2 separate regions of the Homo sapiens genome follow, and region 1 is linked to region 2. A link is an interaction called in ENCODE POLR2A ChIA-PET data of the cell type or tissue named here. Cell type or tissue: OCI-LY7. All regions are shown on one strand. Region 1 overlaps IFIT1 (interferon induced protein with tetratricopeptide repeats 1). Region 2 has its middle 16 kb from the start of FAS.

Region 1 (2,500 bases), 430 kb after region 2:
AATATGAATGAAGCCCTGGAGTACTATGAGCGGGCCCTGAGACTGGCTGCTGACTTTGAGAACTCTGTGAGACAAGGTCCTTAGGCACCCAGATATCAGCCACTTTCACATTTCATTTCATTTTATGCTAACATTTACTAATCATCTTTTCTGCTTACTGTTTTCAGAAACATTATAATTCACTGTAATGATGTAATTCTTGAATAATAAATCTGACAAAATATTAGTTGTGTTCAACAATTAGTGAAACAGAATGTGTGTATGCATGTAAGAAAGAGAAATCATTTGTATGAGTGCTATGTAGTAGAGAAAAAATGTTAGTTAACTTTGTAGGAAATAAAACATTGGACTTACACTAAATGTTTAATTCATTCATTTTATTGTGAAATAAAAATAAAATCCTTAGCTCCTCCACCAACTGAACAGACCCTCTTGGCCAAGGAGACCCCAGAAACCTTAAAAACTAAGTTTCCCAACCATGACAAGATGAGAGATCATTCACACCTCATTATATTCCCTCCCTTGCTAACTGCCATTGGACTTTTTCCACTGAGTTAAACAGAAACCCATGGAAAACAAAGAACAGAAGACTCACTCCTTGGCTGACTTCACCTAGCTCACTCCACGTAGCGCCACAGCCAGACTCCCCTCCCCTCTTGCGGTTTCCACATGACAACTGATCAGCCTTCCCTCCTGATAAGTGACCACTGCCCACAGACTGGTTCTGGCCAGTCCATGGAGGCTGCACACAGGGTGCCTCTATGTCCTTTGTTTCACCTTTTGATATAGAAAGGCTAATTTTGCTGTATTTTAATGTTAAGTCTCCACCACAGAGTGAACACAGAATGCATGTGACATACATGTTTACATACCACTATTGTGTGACTGCCCCTCATGAATATTCATAGCCCCCCATAACCTGTTAACTATGTGTGTCTAGCCAATCCACCAACCATAAAACTTCTGTAATACCCTCCCTTCCTCCAAGAGCCTGCTTTTGGTTGCTGTGGTAGGCTCTGCTTCCCAGGCTGCAGGTTGCAGGAGAGGAGGCTGCAGTGGCTCACGCCTGTAATCTCAGCACTTCGATGGGACGAGGCAGGCAGATCACCTGAACCCAGGAGTTCGAGAGCAGCCTTGGCAATGGCAAAACCAACCGTCTCTACAAAAAATGCAAAAACTTAGCTGGGTGTGGTGGCATGCACCTGTAGCTTCAGTTCCAGCTACTCAGGAGGCTGAGGTGAGTGGACTGCTGGAGCCAGGGAGTTCGAGGCTGCAGTGTCGAGATCTTGCCACTGCACTCCATTCTGGATGATAGAACGAGACCCCATCTCAAAAAAAAAAAAAGTTCTCTCCAATTGTATATAGCTTGTGATTTTATGTCAACACTATCAATAAATAGCTTTCAGTGCAAGAAACCAAAAATACTGTAATAAACAGGCACATATTCTTCCCAAACCTCATGCAGTTTACAATCTAGTGAGAGACACAGATAGCAGTACAGAGTCAATTAAAGGTTAGTTTTCTTCATGAAGATGTTTTAATTTTAATTCAATGTGAAAGGGTTCCAAGGAGTTTATCTTGTTTTATGCCATTTTATTTGAAGCACTACTTACTAAGTCATTTGCTGATATTAATCTAGTTAAATCAAGAAATATTACATGAAAATGTTGCTAAATCAGAGATCATGGGTAACAATCACCTTTGATTATGAATAATCATATTTTATTGAAAGGCAAGGCACAACAAATAATAAGAAGGAAAAAATAAATAAGCAATGTTATTGATCTTTCATTCTGTATATGTTTTGGGGGGAATATACTAGTTTCTTTTAGTGGCTGTAACAAATTACCACAAACTTGGTGACTTAAAATTTCACAGATTTACTCTTTCTTACAGTTCTGGAGGTCAGAAGTCTGAAATGGGTTTCAATGAGCCAAAGTCAAGGTATTGATGACGCTACACTCCTCCGGAGGCTCTAGGCAGATAGCCTTTTCCAGCTTCCAGAGGCTGCCTGAATTCTTTCATCCATCTTAAAAACCAACAGTGTAGTAGCCTCAAATCTCTCTCTCTGCTTCCTTCTTCACATCTCCTTCTCTCCTCTGACTCTTTTGCCTCTTTCTTCTAAGGACGCACCAGGTCCACCTGCATAATCCAGAATAATTGCCCCATCCGCAAATCCTTAATTTAATAACATCTGCAAAGTCCCTTTTGCTATGTAAAGTAGCATGTTCACAGGTTCTGGAGACTTGGCCATGGATACGATTGCGGGGGGGGCATTATTCTTACCACAGAGCACCCCAAGAAAATCTCCAAATTTTGGGCTTCCAATCCATTTTGCTTCAATTATTTAATATTTTTACTCCTTCCAGTAGATACTGATTTCATCCATTGCCCTTAAGAAGGTAGGACAGAGATTATGGCACATCTCACATTAAATGCTATATTTTCGTTGGAAATACATTTTTTGCTTCAACTTTTATTTTAAATTCAAGGGTACATG
Region 2 (2,500 bases):
AACTGTTTTTGCCAGGCCAAATATTAACAGGTATATATATTTGCATACATAAATATTTACCTCTATGTCTTGTGTGTTTTTGTTATGAGACAGAGTCTCACTCTGTCGCCCAGGCTGGAGTGCAGTGGCACAGTCTCAGCTCACTGCAACCTCCACCTCCCAGGTTCAAGCGATTCTCATGCCTCAGCCTCCCGAGTAGCGAGGACTACAGGCGTGCACCACCACGCCCAGCTAATTTTTGTATTTTTAGTAGAGATGGGGTTTTACCCTGTTGGCCAGGGTGGTCTCGAATTCCTGACCTCTGATGATCTACCCGCCTGGACCTCTCAAAGTGCTGGGATTACAGACATGAGCCACTGTGCCCTGCCTCTGTTTTGTGTATTTACATAAATACATGTCTCCAGAGCTTTAAATTCTTCTTAAATTTTAAAACTAGAACTAAACCAGACATTGAGAGGACCCAGAAATATACCCTGACTAACGTGGGTGGAATTTCATTTGGCTTGACTCTTTGGTGAAAAAAAAAAAAATCAGGCTCTCAAGGACTCAATTTGGTGAACCAATGCCAAATAGAAAAATGTTCTTGACATTTTCCCCAAAATAGATGTCTAAAGATTTTGCACTTCAAATTGGTACTTTATGTATTAAAAGTGATATTGAAACTAAATTCCTACCCAATTAGTTGAAAAATATGAAAAAAGCAATTGCTAGAGAATGCAATTTATTAAATGTTGGTGGTCTTTTAAAAAATGAATTCCTCTTGTAGCCAGTGAGATCAGTTATTTATTTATTTATTTTAATAGTAACAAGGTCTCACTATATTGTCCAGGCTGATCTTGAACTCCTGGCCTCAAGCTGTCCTCCCATCTCAGCTTCCCAAAGTGCTGAGATTATAGGCATGAGCCACCATGCCTGGCTAGTTAATGGTTATTAAGTAATACAAACATTTCTGTGAATTCCACCAGATCATTGACTTTGGCATAGTTCACTTAAGACTTTGTTTGATAAAATAAATCTCTTTCACTCTAATTAGGAAGCATTTTTGGGATCCTGATTAATGCTCTAATATTGTGGGGCCAAAAAATATGTGGAACGTGGCCCTGCAGTTAGATGAGCTGAGATCACTATAGTACTATATAGCGCTCTAAATCCTAAATGCTAGATCACTGTAATACTGTACAGATCAGCCACTTGCTGGCTTGTGACTCTGGGCCATTTACTTCACCTCTCAAAAGGCATATTTAAAGTGAGGAAAATAATAAGTTTATTTTGGAAATTCAGTTAGATGATGCAAATTGTTTACTGTAATTTCTAGCATGTAGTTCGTGCTCCATGCATTTAACTGTTATTACAGGTTGTATTAGTATCACATTAAATTACCCACTGAAGTGAAAGTGAAACCAGAATGCTGTCAACGATTAAAAAAAAAAAAAACTCTCAAGCAAGAGCAAACAATGATACTGCCTCTACATTTTCCAAATCTTTGAATGCTTGGCTATTTTAAGGTTTGTGAGGAAAAGATTGCTAAATTTATACAAAAGGAAGGAGATAAATCAGAGGCGGAAGAAACCGTGTACAGAGCAGCGTGTGCATTTGAATGAGGTATTAGCTCCATGCAGAAAAATTAGTTGAGAAGGACAATAGTACTGTCATACTTTTTAAAAACTGAAAGTACCTGAAAGTGTTTGTTTTTTTCTTATTACAGACTAGACATAATAACAATTTTCCTGTCATTCCTGCTTTCCCAGTTCTCCAATACGTAAAGAATCAGGTGGAACAGTAGAGATGGTACAGGAAGGGGCATGGAGAGCAAAGGGAACTATCAGCAAATAAATGTGTGGGCTCTGGGCTTAGGAAAATGGGGCCCTGACTACTTTTCCACTGGATCGTAAGTTCCATGAGAGTAGGATTTTTTTTTTTCAATGTTGGTCAATGCTGCGCCTCCAGGTCATAAAACAGTGCCTGGCACATATTGGCCTCTTAATAAATATTCGAGAATTAAAGAAAGGCCACAAACCAGGAGATACTTGACAGAGCAGGAGGTGACTTGGTGACTTGAGCTTTTGAGGCTCACCTCCATTGAATCTGTCCTCTATGCTTAGATTCGGGGAGTTTTTAGTGCACTATCAGTATACAGTACTACTCCCATTGTGTTATACCATAATACTATGCAGTGAGATTAATAGAAGCCAAATTTCTTTCCTCTTCATTTGGCTGACAAATTAATTGTCACCAAAATCTGATGTCTCTTTCAAGTTTGAGGCAAGGTCAAATGACCCAGCCACTGAATCTTATGTCCCATCCCGATTAGGACCCAACCATACATTACTATTATCAATTAGTTATAGTGATAATATAATGTGTAATACAGGGGTGTCCAATCTTTTAGCTTCCCTGGGCCACATTGGAAGACTAAGAATTGTCTTGGGCCACACATAAAATACACTAACACTAACTATAGCTGATGAGCTAAAAAAAAAATCGCCAAAAATCTCATAAT

Evidence for each region. ChIA-PET counts read pairs that join two places held together with the same protein. Peaks named below come from ENCODE experiments on the same cell type or tissue, not always from the same donor. Only the 100,000 strongest peaks of a DNase experiment are listed, where the experiment ranks them.
Region 1: POLR2A ChIA-PET joins it to region 2 with 12 read pairs; 2 of 35 experiments call an interaction of 5 or more read pairs at or near these places.

What each region holds. Positions count from the first base shown.
Region 1 is chr10:89,403,629-89,406,128 of GRCh38, forward strand. IFIT1 (interferon induced protein with tetratricopeptide repeats 1) reads left to right here. Exons shown (of 2, transcript NM_001548.5): 2 at 1-2,500. The coding sequence ends at 84. It also overlaps a transcript of LIPA not described here. Among named protein-coding and RNA genes, the nearest start is that of IFIT5, 9.7 kb to the right of the region's middle. In OCI-LY7, no CTCF peak of the experiment used is centred here; no DNase peak of the experiment used is centred here.
Region 2 is chr10:88,973,734-88,976,233 of GRCh38, forward strand. It overlaps a transcript of ACTA2 not described here and a transcript of FAS not described here. Among named protein-coding and RNA genes, the nearest start is that of FAS, 16 kb to the right of the region's middle. In OCI-LY7, no CTCF peak of the experiment used is centred here; a DNase peak (open chromatin) is centred at 1,298; H3K4me3 peaks cover 1,194 bases; H3K27ac peaks cover 476 bases.